Linked DNA regions of Homo sapiens: all the other regions are linked to region 3. Evidence: chromatin loops called from intact Hi-C (ENCODE). Cell type or tissue: CD14-positive monocyte. All regions are shown on one strand. Region 1 overlaps RUBCNL (rubicon like autophagy enhancer). Region 2 overlaps RUBCNL (rubicon like autophagy enhancer). Region 3 has its middle 18 kb from the start of RUBCNL.

Region 1 (8,000 bases), 49 kb before region 3:
TGGAGTGCAGTGGCATGATCTCAGTTCAGTGCAACCTCTCCCTCCTGGGTTCAAGTGATTCTCCTGCCTCAGCCTCCCCGGTAGTTGGGACTACAGGGCGTGCCACCATGCCCGGCTAATTTTTGTATTTTTAGTAGAGATGGGGTTTCACTATGTTGGCCAGGCTGGTCTCAAACTCCTGACCTCAAGTGATCCACTCATGTTGGCCTCCCAAAGTGTTGGGATTACAGGCGTGAGCCACCACGCCCACTGCACTTTCTAACCTACTAAAATAAACACTCATTGACCACTTTTGGAAATGTGTCTAATAAAATACATTAACAAACAAAAGGTATAAAAACTAATGCAACAAATACCTGTGCACTCACCACCCAGCTTCAGAAAGAAAACAATTCAGTTGAAGTCTTCTATGTGCCCCTCCCTCAACACTAGGTTCTGACATGAACCAAGTTTGATATTTATCATTCATAGTTTGAGTCATGTACGTCTTTGTAACTAAAATACCATACAGCATAACAGAAATCTTAGTTGCCATATACTGGGAGGATTAATGAAATCATGGATGGGAAAGCAGCTGCTGTAGAACCCGTACACTGTAGATTCTGAAGATCATTTCCAAATAATGGCTTTAAAAATAAACAAGGCCTGGCCGGGTGCGGTGGCTCACACCTGTAATCGCAGCACTTTGGGAGGCCGAGGTGGGCAGATCACCTGAGGTTGGGAATTTGAGACCAGCCTGACCAACACGGAGAAACCCCATCTCCACTAAAAATACAAAATTAGATTGGAGTGGCGGTGCATGCTTGTAATCCCTGCTACTTGGGAGGCTGAGGCAGGAGAATTGCTTGAACCCGGGAGGCAGAGGTTGCAGTGAGCCAAGATTGCGCCATTGCGCTCCAGCCTGGGTGGGCAACAAGCGTGAAACTCCATCTCAAAAAAATAAAAATAAAAAATAAACAAGGCCTGGCTGGGAGCGACCACAGAAATGAATCTTGCTGAGTACTTACTCTGTGCCACAGATCAGTTAAATGTTTTACATTTACTATGTCATTCTGTGCTCGAAAGTCTGTGAGAGAGGGACAGTTATTTCCCCTATTTCACTGATGAAAGCACAAGACACTGAAGTTAGGCAACACGCAGGGCCACACGAACAGTATGTAGGCAGGCAGGATTCCAACCCAAGCCTGGACTGCGAAAGCTCCAGCCCACAGCCATCATGTCCCACTCCTCCTCCGCTGCATTCGATGGTGGGAAAGGGAGAGGGAGCTAACGCCTTTGCACTTGCCCAAATTGTCCCTCAGACCCAGGTCACACTCTGAGTTGATGTTTAAAAGCAAACAAATAAAGAGTTGTTTTTTGTTATTCATGATAGTTATGTTCTCTAGAGTCGCCATGAACACTGAATTAGTCAATACTGAACCACTGCTCCTGGGGGAAATTCAGGGTTAGGCACCTGTGAGCTTCTGGTAGCAACAGTTTCATCTACTCCTCAACACACACTCAATATCCATTCACTCATTCATCAAACTTCATTGAATACATGCTGTTATACTATCAATACAGAATACACTAATGTCCATCTTTTTTAATTTCCTAAGTCCTTTAACTAAAACAGAATACAAAGTGACCTAAACCAGTGGTTCTTGGCCAAGGGTGATTTTGCCTCCCAAGGGGCATTTGCAAATGTCTGGCGCCATTTTCAGTGGCCACTGGGAGCTGCTTCTGGCACCTACTGATGCTGCTAAACATCCTACAGTGCACAGGACCCCCCACGACAAAGTCCATGGTACTGAAGTTGAGAAATCCTGCTCCAAAACACAATTGTCCTCATTTTATGAAAAGTCAGCATCAGGGGGTTGGGTGGAAGAGAAATATTCTAGAACAGAGATGTCCGGTATAACTTTCCATGGGGATAAAAGTGTTCTATATCTGTGCTGTCCAATACAGTAGCCATGAGTTACATGTGGCTATTGAGTACTTGAAATGTAGTTAGTGTGACTGAGGAACTGAATTCTTAATTTCAATTAATTTAATTTTAAATAGCCAGGTGGACTAGTGCTACCATACTGCATAGTGCAGTTCTAGAATAAAGCTAACTAAAGAGAATCAATAACTAAATGCAATGTATGAAATTTGATTGCAACCTTGATGGAAAAAATAGCCATAAATGATACCTTAAGAACAAAAAGGACTAGGAAGTAGACAATATAGAGAATTGTTTTTAATTTTTTTGGTGTGATAACTTGTTTCTTATCCTTATTTTTGGGATATACTGAACTAGTAAAGGGTAAAATGTCATGTTCAGTGTGTGGAAATTGAAGGAGACTAAGGAAAACATGACAACTAAATTCTGAAACAGATAAAGGATGTTACTGAAAACCTGGTGAAATCTGAATAAAGCCTGGGGTTTCATTAATAGGACTGTACCCCATGCTAATTTCTCAGGTTGAAACTATGATTATGTAAGATGTTAGCAGTAGAGGAAGCTGGGTGAAGGGTGTACAGGAACTCTCTCTACTCTTTTTGCAACTCTTCTGTAAATCTAAAATTATCTCAAAGACAAAAGTTAAAAAAAATGTATCCTAGAAGCTAGAGGAATTTAACAGGAAAAGCCCAAAATTATTTCTATGCTGTCTACAATCTGGGCCCCGCCTACATCTGCAGCATGTTTTCTCCTCCTATTCTTACTCTCTGGCCACACAGGGTTTCTTTTACTTGCCACAGGCCCTTTGCACATGACGAACACCCCTACTTCTGTGGGCAATCACTTTCCGATGAAACCTCTTACTCCCAGCTTCTCAAGCTCAGATGAAGTTCCCTTGCTGTAAATCCCACGGCACTCTTGACTCTTTTGTTACGTACATCACTTTGTGTTACATACACTTACTTGGCTGATGAGTGTATCTTCCCTAAAAGATGATAAGCAAGCTCCCTGAGGGCAAGGCCACTGTACAAAAGTGCAGACACACATCTCCATACCTGAACAAGCTTAGGGAAATAACAAAAAGTTGGTGGAGCGATAGTCATATGTGTACAGTTTCTGACTCATGCATTCAATATTTACAGAAGCGCCAGGATACAGTGGTTAACCAAAGAGACATGTTCCCCACTAGATGTGCTGGGAAAATGACTCATTCAAAGAAAATCAGCAACAATGGTGATGCCCGTCAGGCATTATCATCCAGTGTAGGAGAGGAAGCCCAGATCGATTCCTGCTTGCTATTTTTATCTCTTGAAGTAGGAGCTCCTCATAGTCTTTTTCCTTCAAAAACCGACTATCAAAGGCTAAGGGAACTCTTTCCACAAAGCTCCTCTTTCCAGCCTTTTGCAGGTCAGACATACAGGTACCATCAGAGCAGAACAAGTGATTCCCAGTCTCAAGGGGGAAACTTGCATTTCTGACTGAGGAAAGCCCGAGCTTTTTTTTTTTTTTTTTTGAGACGGAGTCTCACTTTGTCATGCAGGCTGGAGTACAATAGTGTGATCTCGGCTCACTGCAACCTCTGCCTCCTGGTTTCAAGGAATTTTCCTGTCTCAGCCTCCCGAGTAGCTGGGATTACAGGAGCCTGCCACCCATGCCTGGCTAATTTTTTTGTATTTTTAGTAGAGATGTGGTTTCACAATGTTGGCCAGGCTGGTCTCAAACTCCTGACCTCAGGTGATCCACCCACCTTAGCCTCCCAAAGTGCTGGGATTACAGGTGGGAGACACCGTGCCTGGCCCAGGAAAGCCTAATCTTCTAGGCCTCAGTTGGCCCAGGAATGATCCTCTCAGGCTACCTCCTCAAACTCTCAGAGAAGTTTGGCTAGCTCCTTGTTAAGCCATTCCTTTACTCAACAAATATCTTTTGAAGACCTACTATGTGCCAGGCACTCTTCTAGAAGCTGGAAATAAAGTAATAAATACAACAGACAACACATGTGGCCTCACAGAACTTATAATCTAGTGTTGAAGACAGATAATAATAAGACATATTAGTAAAATATAAGAGACTATTTTAGAAAGACTGTGCTAAGAATACAAAATAAGAAGGAACTTCTAAGAAAATATTGTGCAAGAAAATAAAGAAAAAAAATAAGGATGGGTAATATAAAGCGTTCATGGGATTGTCTGTGGCCAGCAGTGGGGCAAGACAGGTATTTTAGATAGGGCAGCAAGGGAAGACCTCGTGACTTTGGAGTGAAAATGTGAAAGAAGCAAAGGAATTAGTCATGGGGGTGTCTGCAGAGAGAGCATTTGGGGGAGAGAAAACCACAAACGCAAATATGTCAGAAGTGAGCCTGGCATTTTCAAGGGGCAGCAGGAGGCCACGTGGCTGGAGCTGATGCCCAACAGGGAGAGAACTAGGAGGCTGGTCCTGGTGTCCTCGGTCCTAGTTGATCACACAGCCTTGTCAGTCATGATGGACTCCTCATGAAAAGGAGGGCAACTTCTCTGAAGCTCTTATAACAACTTCTCATCAAAGGCATCTCTCACACAAGCAATGCGCTGCCCTACTTTGCTATTCTGGACCTTGTCATCACATCATAAGCAGGCGATCCATTATCCGTACTTACTAGGCTCTACTGGAGTTCCACAGCCGGCACAGAAAAAATTCTGGGCTGCCACCACAAGGTCCCTCCTGAATACGAAAAATAATACTAGTTACATTTCAGAGAAGGCCAATGGCACATTTTTCACTAATTAGAAAAGAAATTGCCATCGTGATACTTTTCTAACTAAGGGCCTTAACTTTGTCACTTTTCATTTGGGAAAGAAATAGATTTATTCAATACAATTTTCTAGTTGAAATCCCTGGGTCTTTTAAAGCTATGACTAATTTTTTTTATTTTTCATTTTTTTTCCTGAGACAGGGTCTTGCTCTGTCACGCAGGCTGGAGGGCACTGGCATGATCATAGTTCACTACTGCCTCAAACTCCTCGGCTCAGCTCAAGCAATCCTCAGCCTCCTGTGTAGGTAGCTAGGACTACATGTACACGCCACCATGCCCAGCTAGCTTTTTTTGGCTTTATTTACTTTTTTTTTTTTTTTTGGTAGAGATAGGGTCTCTCTATGTTGCCCACACTGGTTTCGAACTCCTGGCCTCAAGTCATCCCCCTACTTCGGCCTCCCAAAGTGCTGGAATTACAGGCATGAGCCGCCGTGCCCAGCCTTAAAGCTACATCTCTTTAAAAGCTTCTGCTAGGCTGGGCACGGTGGCTCACGCCTGTAATCCCAGCACTTTGGGAGGCTGAGGCAGGCGGATCACGAGGTCAGGAGATGGAGACCATCCTGGCCAAACCCTGTCTCTACTAAAAATACAAAAAATTAGCCGGGCGTGGTGGTGGACACCTGTGGTCCCAGCTACTTCGGAGGCTGAGGCAGGAGAATGGCGTGAACCCGGGAGACGGAGCTTGCAGTGAGCCAAGATCGCGCCACTGCACTCCAGCCTGGGCGATAGAGTGAGACTCCGTCTCAAAAAAAAAAAAAAAAAAAAGCTTCTGCTAAAACCAAAGCAGAAGTCAGCGTCACTGATAACTCCAAGGGGTTTTTAGGGAGGTCTCGATGCCCGTGTACAGGGTTCCAGCTCCAGAGAGAACCAGAGACATGTTATACAAGGAAGACAGCTCAGGGAGGCCATACACCAAAAGATGATGCACTTGGGAAATTCACAAATGGATCTAAAGAAATTTAGACGAATAAGAGGTAACGTAAGACAAAGAAATCAAATCATTTCTGGTAAGAGATATTCCATTCCATTGAGGAATTTTCTTTCTTTTTTTTTTTTTTTTGAGATGGAGTCTTATTCTGTTGCCCAGGCTGGAGTGCAGTGGTGCAATCTCAGCTCACTGCAACCTTCACCTCCCAGGTTCAAGCAGTTCTCCTGCCTCAGCCTCCCAAGTAGCTAGGACCACAGGCATGCACCACCATGCCCGGCTAATTTTTGTATTTTTAGTAGAGACAGGGTTCTGCCATGTTAGCCAGGCTGGTCTTGAACTCCTGACCTCAGGTGATCCCGCCCACCTCGGCCTCCCAAAGTGCTGAGATTACAGGCATTGGCCACTGTGCCCGGCCTGAGGGATTTTCTATTGAACTGTTTATCCCATAGTTTTACATGTGACTTGGAAATACCAAGGAAATTGTAAAATTTGTTTACAGTTCAGGATCAGCAAAAGATGGCCAAGGTAAAAATATGCTAAATCTCTGCCCAGGTGCCATAGTGAGGACCTAGGAAACCCCTAAAGAAAAGATACCCCAGGCTAAGGAAAGCAACCTCTCACGATGCCTAGACAGGGAGTTCTGCCCAAGCAGCCCCACAGACTTTCTTGGCATTCTCTCAAAAAAAGAAAAACAAAAGAAAGATCTAGTCTATAAGGCACCTCCGTGGGGCAGAGTCAACCTCTCTCCAGTCCCTTGGGCACAGTCAACAACCCTCACCGGTCCCTTTGTAATGCTTGGCAGTTTGCACACCAAATTGAATACAAACCAAGAGGGATGGAAAAATTATACTTGGTTAAAATGTTTTGTGTATAATCTTTGATCATAATCTGTCCTATAGTCTCGGAACAAATTACAATTAAACTATTACTTTAAATTTATAGGTTTATTTCCTTTTTTGCATAATCTTAGTTGTTTTGTCTTTTAGAACTTTTGTTACTTCTTAGAGAACAAACATATTTTTATTTACATTTTGTTACATTTCTTTTGTTGGTTTTGAGATCGAGTCTCGCTCTGTCACCCAAGCTGGAGTGCACTGGTGCAATCTCAGCTCACTGCAACCTCTGCCTCCTGGGTTAAAGCAATTCTTGCTCCTCAGCCTCCCGAGTAGCTGGGATTAGAGGGCTGCACCCACCACACCTAGTTTATTTTTGTATTTTTAGTAGAGAGAGGGTTTCACCATGTTGCCCAGGCTGACCCCAAACTCCTGACATCAGGTGATCCCTGACCCCAGCCTAGGCCTCCCAAAGTGCTGGGATTATAGACAGGTGTGAGCCACCGTACCCGGCCTCTGTAACATTTCTTAACTATAAGTGCTTTCCCTAAGATTAAATGTTCCTTTTTTAGAAGTTTATTCATTCATTTTTATTTCACACTGATTGTTCTGGAAGATAAAGTGGTCCAGTCTTTTAAAATTATCATAGGCTGAGCGAGGTGGCTCACACCTGTAATCCCAGCACTTTGGGAGGCTGAGGTGGGCAGATCACTTGAGCCCAGGAGTCCAACACCAGCCTGGGCAACATGGTGAAACCCCATCTCTAATTTTTTTAAAAAGGAAACACATTTTAAAAAATTATTGTATATAATTTTTAAGTTTTGATATTAGCCACTTTTAAAAATCCCCTTTAAGCCTATTTAATTTTCAGTTGCTACGCAATATTGACAATTAGGGTTGCATAGCTGAATTCTCAACTTGTCAAAACTTACAGAGCCCCCAAAAGTCCATGGTAAACAAGAGGAAAAAAAAAAAAAACCTAAGCCAGAAAATACAGCCAACTTTCCTTTCCCTAAAACAAATTTTCCTGTGTTCTTTAGCATATGTATTTTTTTCACCTACTGCCATAGAGTCAGGTGGGATCTGTCACAATGTGATTTAAATGGATTGGAGGCCCAAGCAACAGCCCATACTTACTTGAGTGGTGGATGAATATTAAATATGATTTGAAATCTAGGAGGAGCCCAGTCTTCAGTCCCTCTGATCCTAGACTTAAATTTAATTTCCTGTACTACATTCATACTGGATTCAAAGTCTTTTCGGACACACTCTTCATTTACGACCTGCATAAGACATAAAATGATTTAGGAACAACTTAAGCATATTTCAAAGAATTTAAATTAAAGAAACATCTAAATGTATTTCCAACATTAAAATTTACCATGAAAAATTAACAGTGCTTTTAACTGAACTAAAGGGCATACCAAGAGCCCTCCACATCTCTAAAGCCATCTGCAAGAGAATTGCTTTAAACACCACCCAGATGAGATCACTTTTCTTAGTATTTTTAGTTCATTTATTTCCAGA
Region 2 (8,000 bases), 65 kb before region 3:
TCTCATTTATCATCTGTAATTTGTCATTAGTTTAAATGATCTATCATTTATTTAAAATGATATCTAGTCTATATGGTAAAATTTACAAAGAAAATTTTTGAAAATTATTCTAATCCCACTATACAGAGATAATCACCACCACAATATGATGAAATTCATTATAGTCTAGCTTTTCTTAGCTAGACTTTTTTATTTTATTATATTTTATTATAAAACAGTATTCTCTTTTGTTAAGAAGAATGCAAGCAACTGTGGTAGAGAGGTAGGTGAAGACAATACAGTGACTACTGAATTTAGATATTGCTAGTGACCTTGACGGTTTGGGTAGAATGGTTGAGATGGAAATGCTATTGTTGTAGGTAAAGGAAGAAAGAGGTGTGGAAGCGATGGCAAACATTAAAAACTGTTCTTTCAAAAATGTTGCTGTGAAGAAGATCATAGAGGTAGAACTGGAAAGGAATGTGAGGTTAAAGAATTTTTTTCTCTCTGCATATTCCTTTATTTTTTAATGTAAGGAATACTAGATAATATGGATAACTCAGAGGAGTAGAATAGTTTTTGATGTCTGCATGACTGTTATGGACTGAATATTTATATCTCCTCAAAAGTCATGTGTTGAAGACCTAACCCCCAATTGTGACAGTATTAGGAGGTGGAGCCTTTAGGTGGTGATTAGGTCATGAGGGTGAGGCCCTCACAAAGGGAATTAGTGCCCTTGTAAAACAGACCCCAGGGGGTTCTCTCTCTCTCTCTTTTCCTTTTTCTTTTTTTGGGGGCAGGGAGGGGGGACCAAGTCTCACTCTGTTGTCAGGCTGGAGTACAGTGGCGTGATCTCAGCTCACCGCAACCTTCAACTCCCTGGTTCAAGCGATTCTTCTGCCTCAGCCTCCCGAGTAGCTGGGATTACAGGCACTTGCGACCACACCTAATTTTTGTATTTTTAGTAAAGACTGGGTTTCACCATGTTGGCCAGGATGGTCTCAATCTCCTGACCTCGTGATATGCCTGTCTCAGCCTGAGGCATATATCTCAACTTTGGGAGTGCTGGGATTACAAGTGTGAGCCACCGTGCCTGGTCCGCTCTCTCTCCTTTCTACCATGTAAGGATACAGTGAGATAGTGCCATCTATGAACCAGGAAGTGGTCCCTCAATAGACATCAAATCTGCTGTTGTCTTGATCTTGGACTTCCTAGCCTCCAGAACTGTTAGCAGTAAGTTTCTGTTGTTTATTATCCACCTAGCGTAAGGTATTTTATTATAGCAGCCTAAACAGACTACGACAGTGACAAACCTGTTCCCTCAGTACTCATCCCCTGGACAACAGGTATCAGGACATCTTATGTTAGTCAGAGTAGGGTGGGTTACACTGTAGGAACCAGCCCCACAAAAATCTCAGGAACTGAACAAAATAAAGGTTTATTCTTGCTTGTAAAAAGTCCAATGCAGGCACCGCACTCCTGAGTAGTTCTATTTCAAACAATCACTCAGGGAGCTGGGTAGGGCCCTCAGGAATGTGGACCTTCAGGGGCTGCAGGAGCAAAGGGAGAATAAAGTCTCTCTCATAGCTTCCAAGAGACTTTCAAGGGCAGATAGAAAGGATCAAAGGCTGCCAAAAGTTCAGAGAGCTGTCCCCAGTAGAATAATGAGGTAAATGCAGATATCAGAGTGTAAGGAGAAGGGAGCATGTGTGTGCACGTGCAGTACGCTGAAGAATGGGCAAGATCGGGAGGGAGATGAAAAGGGGAAGCGCCCACCACTCCCATCTGCAGAGCCCATGCAAGAGTACAAATACAGGTCCACATGCCATATATCCAAGTATTTAAAATTTGAAATATGTTTTATCTTCCTACCATGGTGAATATCCCTTCATCAGGACCCGAGAAAGCAGGTTTGAATTTTGAAATCTTTGACTCCTCACTGCTCTGCTCTGGAGCATGGTGGCTCAGGTATAGCTAGCATTGGGCCAACCCCTGCCCCTCTCTCTTCCCACTTTGGCTCCATCCTACAAGCAGCTGCCCCTTGGCTGCCTCTTGGTCTTAGCAGCGCAGTTCACTTTCAGGAGGCTGGACCAGGGGAAAGACCTGAGCAGCCCTAAAAGTGGGGTTGAGACCACAGGGCAGGGGATTCTGTCTGGGGCTCCATTTGATCTAACAGGAGGGGTGGGGGCTTTGGGTGCGCTTGCCCTTTGTCTCCTCACCAATGGGGATGTACGTAGCCCGAGGAAGGCCAGAGCAGGGCCTCTTTCCAGGATGAAAGGGCAGTCCTGATCCCAGGCAAGGGATGCAAGAAGAACAAGACCATGGAGGCAGGAACACGGCAGGACTAGAAAAGAGGGGGCAGCCCTGGGGAGAAAGAAGCCTGGAAGCACAAGCAGAGGCCAGAAAATGTTCAAGGAAGGGCTGGGCGCGGTGGCTCACACCTGTAATCCAAGCACTTTGGGAGGCCGAGGCGGGTAGATCACTTCTGAGACCAGCCTGGCCAACATGGCGAAACCCCGTCTCTACCAAAAACAGAAAAAAATTAGCTGGGCATGGTGGCACATGCCTGTGGTCCCAGCTACTAGGGAAGCTGAGGCAGGAAAATCGCTTGAACCGGGAAGCAGAGGCTGCAGTGAACTGAGATCACGCCAACTGCACTCCAGCCTGGGCGACAGAGCGAGACCCTGTCTCAAAAAAAAAAAAAAAAGTGCAAGGAAAAATACACAATTTGCTTAACCTATGTGGTTAAGCTCTTCAATCCTCAGTCCCCTTGGCTTGGAGAGCTGCCCAGATATGCGAGGATGCAAAGGTTCTCGATTTCTCATGTTTGTGCTGAAGCTTCCCAATTGTGTCTGCAGCCTGCTACCTCAGCATTACTCATAAAAGTATTGTTTTAGTTTCTAGTGAAGTGAAAAAGGGGAACTACGGTTTTCCTTCCCATACCAGTTGAGAAATTATTTAAAGACAGAGATCCTTAAATGCTTGTTTTAAGGAAGCACGCTTCTAAAAATGACACACTTCACCCTCCTTTGGCGATGAGTTCAGGAAGGCTTCCTGCAGGTAGCATCTGACGGTGGCTAAGCCAGCCATGCAGGCTCAGACCTGGGGGCAGAAACTGAATGTCAAACCCCTTCCTGACATGTCTACCACGTTCCTTCCAGCAGGTTTGAATTCCGAAGTCTCAGACAAATGACCACACTCTGGGTGGTTTAAAACAACAGGGTCAGGCGCAGTGGCTCAGGCCTGTAATCCCAGCACTTTTGGAAGCCGAAGCAGGCAGATCACCTGAGGTCAGGGGTTAGAGACCAGCCTTGCCAACATGGTGAAAACCCGTCTCTACTAAAAATACAAAAATTATCCAGGCCTGGTGGCGTGCGCCTGCAATCCCAGCTACTCGGGAGGGTGAGACAGGAAAATCACTTGAACCCAGGTGGCGGAGGTTGAAGTGAGCTGAGATCGCACCACTGCACTATAGCCTGGGTGACAGAGCAAGACTCCATTTCAAAAAAACAAAAACAAAAACAAAACAAAACAAAAAAACCCCAGGAATTTATTCTCTCATAATTCTCAATGTCAGAAGTTTGAAATCAAGGGGTCAGCCATGTTGGGTTTTTTTTTTAAGGCTCTGAGGAAGAATCTGCCCCCTGCCTCTCTCCGGCTTCTGGGGGCTGCCAGCAATTCTTGGTGCTCCTTGGCTTGTAGATGCATCACCCCAACCTCTGCTTTTTTTCTTCCCTGCATCTTCTCTCTTCTCTCAATTTCCCTTTTCTTATAAGGACACCAGTCACTAGATCAAAACTCATCCTAATGCACTATGTCCTCATCCTAACTTAACCACCTCTGCAAAGACCCTACTTCCCAAAAGGCCACAGCACAGACACCAGCATAGACCTTTAACATATTCTTTCATGGGACACAATTCAACCCACAACAGTAGCTATTGTTCTAATCCTTGTATTACAGATTATAAACTGAGACCCAGGGAGTAACTTACCCAGAGATACAGAAAATAAGGGGTATGACTCAGTTTGTAATCTGTCTAGACCTCATTATTACCATTTGCCCTTGCTTGTACCAGGCCTTTTAGTGGGTGCTTCATTTTCATTTCTAATCCTTATCTCAACTGCAGAGAGTCATATCCCTCATTTTACAAACAGAGGCTTAGATAATTTAAATGGCTTCCCCAGTGTCTGAGTCTATTTGTGTTGCTATAAAGGAATACCTGAGGCTGGGTGATTTATAAAGAAAAGAGGTTAATTTGGCTTATGGTTCTGCGGGCTGTACAAGCATCGCACCAATATCTGCTTCTGGTTAGGACTTGTGGCTGCTTCCACTCATGGTGGAGGGGAAGGGGAGCCTGCGTGTGCAGACTCCCCTTGTATGGAAACAGAGGAGGCAAAGAGAGGGCAGGGAGGTGCCAGGCTTCATAACAACCAGCTCTCATGGGAACTAAGAGTGAGAACTCACTCATCACCACAAAGGTGCCACCAAGCTATTCTTGAGGGATCCACCCGCATGACCCAAACACCTCTTATTAGGCCTACCTTCAACACTGGGGATCAAATTTCACCATGAGGTTTGCAGGAGTCAAACAAGCCAAACTAGAGCACCAAGTCACCATGGGTAGGTAGAAAGTGGCATATTTGGGATCTAATCTGAAGTTGTGGCCAATAATTCTCACCCAGGTCAACACACCAGACATCTTTGGGATGGCTTGCTCCTCCTCATCCTATAGCCTCTGCCTTGAGATGGTGTAACTTCCTCCCTGCAGTTGAGAATCATGACTGTAAATGACACACTACTGGAATTGCCCATGTGAAGAGTGCAGAGGCAGAAAATGAATCACTGACCTTTACAGCACTGCAACTGATGCCTCACAGTGGGTAATGGTCTGACCAAGCATTCATCTTCTTTCCGGCAGCCAAGGAAGAGTTGAACAGAAAACCCACACAATCAGGAAGACCCATTAAACAGCTATATATGCCACAACTAATTACTTCCTTATGGGGTGCTCCATGTGGGCTGAAGATCACTTCCCTAACAGGTGCCTTCCTGGGAAGAAGCCTCTATTATCACATTGGAGAGGAACAAAGTCTCAGACAAATCCCATACTGCAGTTATTTAAATGACCTCATTCTTCCTCAAAATAGAAAATCAAAAGCATCACTTCCTGGCAACTGCTGTGCACTCTTCCTTAATATCAAAGATATGTAACACACACAGGCTCATCAGTGCCTTACAAACATACAAACCCTGAGCACAGAGCCCTTCAAGCAATGCTTGAGCCATAGCAGCTGCCTTAAATCAACACTGATGTGAGAAAACACTCTGCCCAATGCCACTTCTGCAAGTTGGAGCAACACTTACCAGTTAAGGTTGTTTTTACTCCTTTGTCTTGAAAAGACACCACAAAAGAAGCAGGGCCTAAGCATGGGCTTTGGAGGCAGGTGGACTTGAATGTCAACCCCAGCTCCATCATGCACTTCCTGTGGGAACCTAGGAAAGTTATTTCTCTTCTCTAGGCCTCAGTTTCCTTGCCTGTAAATGGAGATATAGACATCTGCCTCAGAAAGGAATGTGAACATACCACTCTTACCCTTGATTCTTAACAGGGAATAGGAGCAATGGGCAAGAATGAAACATTGTTTGAAGTCTGGTTTTATTTATTCTATGTGCCTCTACACTTCTATAATACTTAGAAAAGATCTGGCTTAAATAATGGATGTGAGCACAGTTCTGGCAGAGGCACTGCGGATGAGAAAACAATTGACAGAATGAGAAGACTGAATGAAAAGAGATTGACAGAAGTCATTCATTTCTTTCATGTGCTCAGTACTATCCCATTGAATAAAACACACTCATACACATGGCTGGATGGGGTTAGGGGACAATCTGTGACGCTTTATTGCCTGCCTGTGCTGTCTGAGAAAATCAAGGTAGGTTTAGTTAGGGCATGTGAATCCCAGGGAATGTAATGCCCAAGCCCTAGGTTGCAAACCGTTCAGTCTAAAGGTATACCATGAAGGGACCCAGCCTCAAGGCCCCTTTCTCAAGTGGGAGAAAGTATATAGAAAGTAGAAGAAAAAAGAATAGGCTCACATGTTTCAGGAAAACATATAAGAACTATTAGAAAAAAGAAATTCATAAAGGTTTTGTGATTCATTTAACCTTATTAGTCAATGTCTATGATTTTAATGTTATTACTAGAATCACACTGTTCATTATTTCCCCCAGTTCGTTTAAATCTGCAAATACCTTATGTTCAGTTTTACATCTGTTAAAGCAAGATCCTCAAGGGCAGGGATGGAATTCTACTCACTTCTGCATCCCTTGACATTGCAGTGTGTGGAACAGAGATGACAAATACAGGTTCAATTTGTGCCACCTGAAAGAGTGCCATCTAGAAGCAGTTGCTTCAAACTGCACTTCAACGGGACCCACACGCCCTGCTAAGCAACTCAAACTCATCATGAAATAAATCTGCAGAAGAAATGTGTACTCTCTATTCAAACTCTGAAGTAAATAAAATGTGTATGATTGACACAATCACAAAATGGCATTTAAGTGGAAGTCTGCTTCCTGAAGAAATAAAAGCCAGAGCAAACAGATTTGGGGTCATATTTTTGTTCACTGAAAGGACCAACCAGTTTCATCAAACAAGCTTTAGAGAAAGAGAAACTGAGTAATTCATCTTGTCAGTTACAGTTCACATATATGCACACACATACAAACTGGCTCAGCATCAGTGAAACATAACTATTCAAATACAAAAGTATAAAAAACCTCTTTAAAAAACCAATAGCAGCCAAAACAGAACATTTGTAAACAAAACCACAACTATCAGCCCTGTGCTTAAACACAGAATCTGCATTCTTTTGAAACATTAAGTATATGCAATAAAGAGAATATAGACCATCTTTTTCCTTAATATACAATACCCAATATCTAAAACAATGTCACCAATAATAGACACAAATCGGTGTTATCATAAGGCATGTTGAACAGTCTTTTTCACAGTACTCAGGGGCATCATGTTGCTGCAGAGGCCACACTTTCCAGAAGTTTTCTCCTCGCTGTGATCCTCGCACACCGGGGGCACTCGGAGGACTGGAAGCACTGTTTGTGAAAGCAAGCCCTGCACGCTGCAAGCAAGGAAGAGAGCCGTTAGCAAACGGTCTATCTTGTTTTCTCACATTTCTGCAGACATTCGTCTCCATCCTAGGGAGGGAGAGGGGTCTGAATCCAGAGCCCAGAGTCTTCTAAAAAGAAACCAGCCAGGCTGAAACGCACGTTTCAGCAGGTCACATTTCAGCAGACCTGTTGGACTCTTCCAACAGGTCATGAACAGGAGGCTCAGAGAGCCTGATGTAACGGACACTGCAGTGCCCCCTGGATCTGCTCAAGCACTGAGGCAGGCGTTTCCCCAGCTGCCAAGAGAGGTGGTGGCTGATAACTCTTGGGAAGCCACATTGTTTCTCTAGATATGGCCCTACATCGAGAAAGCTGCTTTGTCCCCTTCCTGGCACCAGCCTGCATTCAATGACTGATCACTATATAGTGAGTAGGCCGGCCCCAATTTGTCCCCAGTTTGGAACAATGCTGAAAGGCCACCAAACTCCAGAGCTCCCCGTGAGATGAGCTGAGGGCTCCACTGCAACCCCACCACAGTTCAACTTCTCCCTCTCCCAGTCTTGCTGCCTGCACACCCCTACAGGTATTAAGTTGAAGAACATGAAACTTTTTGTAGGCAAGTCTCTGCCCCAGAGTCTCTTTGCTGGGGAGCCAGTCCTGCAACACTGCCTAAAGGGTTGGGGAGACAACACTGGAGTGGCCTGAGAGGAGGATATGCCCCTATCAAGGGTGAAGGCAGAGTTCATTACCAGGATCTCTCCCATTAAACAGAGTTTACAGAACACGGGATTCTCTCGGGCACTAATACCACAGAAGGGTCGGCAACCTTTTCTGTAAAGAGCCAGATAGCAAATGTTTTAGACCCTGAGGGCCATGTGGTCTCTACAACA
Region 3 (8,000 bases):
AAGAATCACTTGAACCCAGGAGGTGGAGGTTTCAGTGAGCCAAGATCGCACCACTGCACTCCAGCCTGGGTCAACAGAGCAAGGCTCTGTCTCAAAAAAAAAAAAAAAAATTCTATTTTCCTGCCGTCTGCAGCAGGATTGACTTCCCCATTCCTTGAGACTGACATCAAGCCAAGAATATCAGATTCTCCAAATGTGACCAGTTTGCCTTTCTTCAAATAATCTTGCGATGTGAAGGGAGGTTGCAGAGTCATAAATTTGACTATTTTTAAAAATTTTATTTTCTTTTTAGACTAAAAAGACTAGATCTGAGAGAATATTTTAAATTGACGTTGCGGAGAGAGAAACACAGGACTCTAGCCTTTGTTTTGGTCATCATAGCATAGATAGATACACACACACACACACACACACACCCTTTTATAGTATAAATGAAATGATAAATGTAAAGTACTTAGCACAGTGCCTAGCACACAGGAAACATCTGAAGGAAATTAAAGTATTTTACCCTAAAATATATTTCTTTGACATATTTTGAGATGGCTGCTCAGGGAGACAGCAAAGCTGTCTTGTGGGGGAGATTTGCATCTGCAGAAAATCTGCATTGATGCAACCAGGCCTTCCCTGGTCTACATGTGGGAAAGGTGAACTGAGAGCCTGCCACCTTTAAACATCTGAAAGAAACATTTACCTTCTATTTTCTCTGAGGGCTTCTACCAGTGAGGTTTTATTTACATGAACAAGACCACGTTTACTAGCCAGAGCTCCTCCTTCCTCTTTTTCTCTCTCTCATATAACTTACCTTGCCACTATAACCTGGTTTATTACCAGAACCTGTTTCTGGCCATGCTCTGAGCCCCCATGCTTTCTGTAACCTTCTGTACTCCACTGGGGGTTGGGTAATCATTCTGTGATTCTGCCAATGTACATATTAATAAATTTGTAAACATCTTCTGCAATTATCTGTCTTTTGCAAGTTGATTTTTCAAGGAAACTTCAGAGGGCAAAGGGGAAGTTTTCTCTTGGCCCCTACATATCCAATATATGGTAGCTATTATGATCAAAATACATACTTTAAGTCTGAACGCCATGGCTCACACCTGTAATCTCAGCACTTTACGAGGCCTTGGCCTCCCAACGATCACTTGCGGTCAGGAGTTCGAGACCAGCCTGGGTGACACAGTGAGACTGTGTCTCTACAAAAATTTTGAAACATTAGTCAGCCGTGGTGGCATACGCCTGTAGTCCCAGTTATTTGAGAGGCTAAGGTGGGAGGATTGCTTGTGCCCAGAAGTTTGAGGCTGCAGTCAGCCATGATTGAGCCACTGCACTCCAGCCCAGGCAACACAGTGAGAGCCTATTTCAAAAAAAAAAAAAAAAAAAAAAAAAAGGAGAGAGAGAGAAAAAAAAAGGAAAAAAATACATGCTTTACAGACGTGATGTGAGAGTTAAGTAACATGTGTAAAGCACTTTAGGATAGTGCCTGGCACGTGGTAGATGTTGAATACACCATAGCTTTCATGATGGTGATGATGATGGAGATGAGGAGGAGGAGGACAAGGAGGAGGAGGAGAGGATGGGAGGAAGAGAAGCAAGAGGAGAAGAAAAGGGGAGAGAGGGGGAAGATAAGAAAGGGGAGGGAGAGGAGGTGGTGGTTGGTGGGGAATTGGAGGGGAGAGGAATATAAAGTTTGACTTAAACAGGGATAACAACAGTGGGGTGCTGATAAGTGTTTAACAACCGGCCTTCAGCACACCACTGTGTAAGCGGCAGGATAAGATTAGTTCCAAGAGTCTCCAAGGCCGGTTTTGATGGTGACAGCATGAATGGGAGGTGTGAAGAGGTATGGCAGGAGCTCACGGAGCTTTGGGATTCTCCCATCCTTCCTGCCATTGCAATGACACTCATTCCACAATTAAGACTGGGTGTATCTTTATGGTTTAAAATGATAAATTTTATGTTATGTACATTTTACTATAATAACATTTTTAGTTAAAAATAACATCAACAAGAAAACTGGTGAGATCAAAATAAAATCAATTGTTTAATAGTTAAACAAAAACCCTGAGATATCCTCATGATAACCTTGTTTGGAATTAAGACAGAATCAAGAAGTCAAGCCACTGTAACTTGAAGCATTCCTCTTCAAGAACCTCTCCATCTTCTTCAGTTTCTGTTTTCTCTTTTTCCTCCTGTCCATCACCTGAATCGCCCTTTAAATTTGCAAGTCCTGAGAGTGGTGCCTCACCAAGGGCTCTCTGTGGGCCCTGCGTCTTTGCTGAGCTCACCCTAGTTTGAGCAGTGGTCAGGCAATAGTCAGTTTCTCCTGGCAGAGTCACCATTCCCTTATCTGTGCTCTTCTAAGCCTCTGGAAATTAGAAACTTCCCCTAAGCACTTTCTTTCCAGGAAGGAGACTCAAAATATTCCTTTTCCTGTGCCCCACACCTGCGTTCTCAGCACTCATACTTCTCCAGGTTATATTCCTGTTAGTTGTGTTAAGGTCTTTTTCTGTCCTTTAGTGATTGAAGCAGATGCATTCAATCTGAAATCTGAAAATCTTATATCAAATCTTGGCTCCACTTTGAGTAATGTATTAAAGTCAGATGAGCTTTCCTTCTCTCTTCTGTCAATAGAATTACCTTCCTATGATAAGACTTGGTGGGGGAATTAAGGAGGTAAAGTAATTTACTTAAACATACTTCAACAACCAACAATGATTATCATGCAACCAATGCAACCAAAACTCTTTCTTTGCACTTTTTTCTTTTCTTTTTTCTTTTTTTTTGAAACAGAGTCTCACTCTGTTGCCCAGGCTGGAGTGCAGCGGCGCAATCTCAGCTCACTGCAACCTCTGCCCCTGAGTTCAAGCAATTCTGCCGCCTCAGCCTCCCAAGTAGCTGGTGCCTGCCACCACACCCAGCTAATTTTTGTATTTTTCGTAGAGATGGGGTTTCATCATGTTGGCCAGGCTGGTCTTGAACTCCTGACCGCAGGTGATCTGCCTGCCTAGGCCTCCCAAAGTGCTGGGTTACAGGCGTGAGCCACCGTGCCCAGCCTCTTTGCACTACTTGAGGACCATCAAAGGCAATCGCACTCATGACTCTCAGTCTTACTTTATTGCATTCCATTTCCCCTCCCCTCAGCTTCATTTACACCCAGAGCCTCCTCCCAAGTGTCTCTCACTCTCCAAGTGCCACTTCTTACAGGAAGTTACTCAACACACAGTAGCTAGTGTTTGTGTCTATATTTTCGACAGCAACTGACACAGAGCCTACCACATAATGAGAGCTCCACAAACATTTGTGAAATTGAATGGAGTTTTATCAGAATACAGAGATCTTACTACAAAAAAACTAGAGTAAATAACTTTTTCTTCTAAAAAAAAAGTTCAACCTCAGTTACCTCTCTCATTGCTAACCTCATTCCCTCCCCCTTGTAGCCACCATCACCACCCCAGGGCAGAAAGGGCATCTGGAACATGATGTGGCATTTCCTTCAGCATCCCTACCCCCACCATTAGCTTAATTTGTTAGGACAGTGACCAGGGAGTGACTGCAATCAAAGGGAGGGTGCTGTGTGCTTCTCTCCAGCTCTGAAGTGCGGCTAACTCTCCTTAGGATGTAATCAGAGATTCTTCTTCAGAAGTCCTTGGCGTACTTTTCCTAGCTCACCACAACTATTTCTTCAGTTCACGTCCAAGAGGAATGGGATCATGTTGTATAAATTAAACATTTTGCTTCTCCTCTATCAACCCAGATCCATATTTATATCCACTATTGCTGTTCTGATGATGGAAGATTCCCATCATTGCTTCTTTGGTTCACACTCCAGCAGCAGAGTCATGCGTCTCACAGTCTCTAAGGCCACTATAGTAGTTACTGGATTAACAGTAACATCAAAAAAGAAGGAAAAGGAAAGAAGCAAGGCAGGAAGGGAGGAAGGGAGGGAGGAAAGGGAGGGAAGGAGTGAAAGAGGAAGTGAGAAAGGAAGAGGGGGGAGGGAGGAAGGAAGGAAGGGAGCTTATTCAGCTTATTGTCAAGTTCAAGAGAGGCTCATATTTCTTTATATATAGTAGTAATATTTTCAGAACCAAAAATGAGGATATAGCCTGATGAATGACATTTTCTGATTTTTAATTATACAATTCATAAAGTAATTAAAATTTTGCTAAATTTACTTGAAAACATGTATTAATTAGCCTTTATTGGAAAGAAAGCAATTTAATGTAATCATGTTTATCTGAAAAATTCATGAGATTAGATTATTTTGCTTATGTGGATTGGTTGAAGTGGCAATGGACATAATTCTTAAAGCAGCACAATTTTCCCTAATCAGTTTCTATTCCTGTGACTCTATCTTATGCTTTCTTATGAAATTGAAATGGCATCGAATCTACTTAAACACATTTCAAGAACCAACCATATTAATGCTGCAGTGAGCCATGATTGTGTCACTGTACTTCAGCTTCAGTGACAGAACAAGGTCCTGTCTCAAAAAAAAAAAAAAAAAAAAAACAGCAATAATTATAATGCAACCAAAACTCTTTCTTTGCATTTTTAAAGGATCATCAGAGGTGATCATAACTCTCTACCCTACTTCACCACATTTAGTTGAAGTAGGAGACCACTGGCAGGACTTATTTCTTGGTCCCCATGGTAAAGTAAAGAAACTGGCAGGAACCAGCAGATGGCCAGAAAAGTGATCCCTAGCTGCTCATTAGCATAAGACACTCCTACCAGCACCATGACAGTTCACAAATGCCATGACAACCACCCAGAAGTTACTGCCCCTTTCCTAGAAAGTTATGAATAACCTGCCCCTAAATTTGCATTAGCCCACCTCTTAATTTGCATATAATTGAAAGTGGATATAAATAGAGTTGCCAACAGTCCATAGCTGCCAACTTTGGTTGCCCTGACTGTAAGTTAGCCCTGCTTATCAAGGAGCAGTGCCATTCAACAAAAAATTGCTAATACCACTGGCTCACTCTTGAATTCCTTCCTAGGCAAAGCCAAGAACCCTCTCGGGCTAAGCCCCAATTTGGGGGCTCATCTATCCTGCAACACCTTTGCGCCTCCCTCCAATTTATTTACACCCAGAATCTACTCCCAAGCATCACTCTGTCTCAAATTCCACCTAAACTCTCCCAACATGCTTCTCTGTTTTATTATGCAGATTGACTTTTCAGACCCTTTCCCAATAAGCATAGAGTGATAAAGTGAGAGAAACTCAATGAGAAATTACAGGATTTGCTTCACTGGGTGCATAAAGTGGGAAAAGACTAGAATACTTCCATACTGATCATTTTTTGGCCTATCAAGTATTGTTTTATGCAATTCAACTTTTCACCTCCCAGAAACTTTTCTCAAAATTTTATGCATAGCTTTATAATTTAGTTACGTATTAAACTTGGGTCATCTCTTCCTTCTAAACTTAGAAAAGGAATATAACTGACTAATTAATGTTAAAGGTTTCCATAGACAAATAATCCAGTGGAACAAAAGAGAAAATCCAAAAACAGAGCCACATATATATGACCACTTGATTTGCAACAAAGATGCACTGCAATTCAATGGGAGAAAGAATGGCTTTTTCAGGCCAGGCGCGGTGGCTCATGCCTGTAATCCCAGCACTCTGGGAGGCCGAGGTGGGTGGATCACGAGGTCAGGAGATCGAGACCATCCTGGCTAACATGGTGAAACCCCATGTCTACTAAAAATACAAAAAATTAGCCGGGTGTGGTGGCGGGTGCCTATAGTCCCAGCTACTCGGGAGGCTGAGGCAGGAGAATGGCGTGAACCTGGGAGCTTGCAGTGAGCCGAGATCAGCCACTGCACTCCAGCCTGGGGGACAGAGCGAGACTCCGTCTCAAAAAAAAAACAACAACAACAACAAAAAGAGTGGCTTTTTCAAACAAAAGGTACTTGGGCATTTTTATATCCATGTGGAAAAGACCTGAACATTGACCGTCACCTCACACCATACACAAAAATAAATTTGAGGTGGATCACAGACCTAAATGTGAAACTTAATAAAGCTTTTTAAAAGAGCACAGAGGAGAATACCATAATGATTTGAACAAAGATTATTTAAACAGGACATGAGAAGCACTAGCCAAAAAGAAGAGATTGGTATTTGAAATAGAGCTATTCAATAACATCTATAATTTAGCTGAATTGTTCACATTAGTTATGGTTTATAATTATTGGGGATTCATAATGTATCATGAATGACTACACAGACATGCAGTTTCTTCATAGCATCAACGGTCTTTACAATTTGGTATGTTTTTGCTGTGGCTGGTACCGGCTTTTTCTTTCCATATTCAGTGCTTCCTTCATGAGCTCTTTTAAGGCAGGTCTGGTGGTGACAAAAATCTCTCAGCATGTCTGTAAATGATTTTATTTCTCCTTCGCTTATGAAACTTAGTTTGGCTGGATATGAAATTCTGGGTTGAAAATTCTTTAAGAATGTTGAATATTGGCCCCCACTCTCTTCTGGCTTGCAGGGTTTCTGCAGCGAGATCCGCTGTTAGTCTGATGGGCTTACCTTTGTGAGTAACCCAACCTTTCTGTCTGGCTGCCCTTAACATTTTTTCCTTCATTTCAACCTTGGTGAATCTGATGATTATGTGTCTTGGAGTTGCTCTTCTCAAGGAGTATCTTTTTGGTGTTCTCTGTATTTCTTGAATTTGAATGTTGGCCTGTCTTGCTAGGTTGGGGAAGTTCTCCTGGATAATATCCTGAAGAGTGTTTTCCAACTTGGTTCCTTTCTCCCTGTGACTTTCAGGTACACCAGTCAAACGTGGGTTTGGTCTTTTCACATAGCCCCATATTTCCTGGAGGTTTTGCTTGTTCCTTTTATTTTTTTTTTCTCTAATCTTGTCTTCATGCTTTATTTCATTAAGTTGATCTTCAGTCTCTGATATCCTTTCTTCTGATTGATCAATTCAGCTATCGATACTTCTGTATGCCTCACAAAGTTCTCCTGCTGTGTTTTTCAACTCTATCAGGTCATTTAACTTCTTCTCTAAACTCTTATTTTAGTTAGCAATTCCGCTAACCTTTTTTCAAGATTCTTAGCTTCTTTTCAATGGTTTAGAACATGCTGCTTTAGCTCAGAGGAGTTTGCTATTACCCAGCTTCTGAAGCCTACTTCTGTCCATTTGTCAAACTCATTCTCCATCCAGTTTTGTTCCCTTGCTGGCGAGGAGTTATGATCCTTTGGAGGAGAAGAAGTATTCTGGTTTTTGGAATTTTCAGGCTTTTTGCAATGGTTTTTCCTCATCTTCATGAATTTATCTACCTTTGGTCTTTGATGTTGGTGACTTTCAAATGGAGTTTCTGTCTGGATGTCCTTTTTGTTGATGTTGAAGCTATTCCTTTCTGTTTGTTAGTTTTCATTCTATCACTCAGGCCCCTCTTCTGCAGGTCTGCTGGAGTTTGCTGGAGGTCCACTCCAGACCCCCTTTGCCTGGGTTTCACCAGCAAAGGCTGCAGAACAACAAGGATTGCTGCCTGTTCCTTCTTGTGGAAGCTTCGTCCCAGAGAGGCATCTGTCAGATGCCAGCAAGAGCTCTCCTGTATGAGGTGTCTGTGGACCCCTGCTGGGAGGTGTCTGTCAAGCCCTGCTGGGAGGTGTCTCCCAGTCAGGAGGCACAGGGGTCAGGGACCCACTTGAGTAGGCAGTCTGTCCCTTAGCAGAGCTCGAGCAGTGTGCTGGGAGATCTGCTGCTCTCTTCAGAGCCAGCAGGCAGGAACGTTTAAGTCTGCTGAAGCTGTGCCCACAGCTGCCCCTTCCCCCAGGTGCTCTGTCCCAGGAAGATGGGAGTTTTATCTATAAGCCCCTGACTGGGGCTGCTGCCTTTCTTTCAGAGATGCCCTGCCCAGAGAGGAGGAATCTAGAGAGGCAGTCTGGCTACAGAGGCTTTGCAGAGCTCCAGTTTGCTCCACCCAGTTCAAACATCCTGGTGGCTTTGTTTATACTGTGAGGGGAAAAC

Evidence for each region. Peaks named below come from ENCODE experiments on the same cell type or tissue, not always from the same donor. Only the 100,000 strongest peaks of a DNase experiment are listed, where the experiment ranks them.
Region 1: it touches region 3 in a loop (2.4-fold over the local background); 4 of 110 quality-filtered maps call a loop at or near these places.
Region 2: a loop joins it to region 3, with 2.3 times the contacts of the local background. A loop is called at or near these places in 3 of 110 quality-filtered maps.

What each region holds. Positions count from the first base shown.
Region 1 is chr13:46,351,876-46,359,875 of GRCh38, forward strand. It overlaps RUBCNL (rubicon like autophagy enhancer), which reads right to left. Exons shown (of 15, transcript NM_025113.5): 9 at 7,611-7,756; 10 at 4,557-4,621. Among named protein-coding and RNA genes, the nearest start is that of RUBCNL, 31 kb to the right of the region's middle. In CD14-positive monocyte, no CTCF peak of the experiment used is centred here; DNase peaks (open chromatin) are centred at 1,106, 2,456, 3,046 and 4,186; H3K27ac peaks cover 4,589 bases.
Region 2 is chr13:46,336,377-46,344,376 of GRCh38, forward strand. It overlaps RUBCNL (rubicon like autophagy enhancer), which reads right to left. Exons shown (of 15, transcript NM_025113.5): 15 at 1-7,121. The coding sequence ends at 7,009. Among named protein-coding and RNA genes, the nearest start is that of LINC00563, 43 kb to the left of the region's middle. RefSeq lists an enhancer at 2,736-2,815. In CD14-positive monocyte, no CTCF peak of the experiment used is centred here; DNase peaks (open chromatin) are centred at 2,925, 3,875, 4,795 and 5,145; H3K4me3 peaks cover 3,134 bases; H3K27ac peaks cover 4,876 bases.
Region 3 is chr13:46,400,904-46,408,903 of GRCh38, forward strand. No RefSeq gene overlaps it. Among named protein-coding and RNA genes, the nearest start is that of RUBCNL, 18 kb to the left of the region's middle. RefSeq lists an enhancer at 816-905. In CD14-positive monocyte, no CTCF peak of the experiment used is centred here; DNase peaks (open chromatin) are centred at 3,178, 3,518, 3,978, 4,748 and 1 weaker place; H3K4me3 peaks cover 2,857 bases; H3K27ac peaks cover 4,855 bases.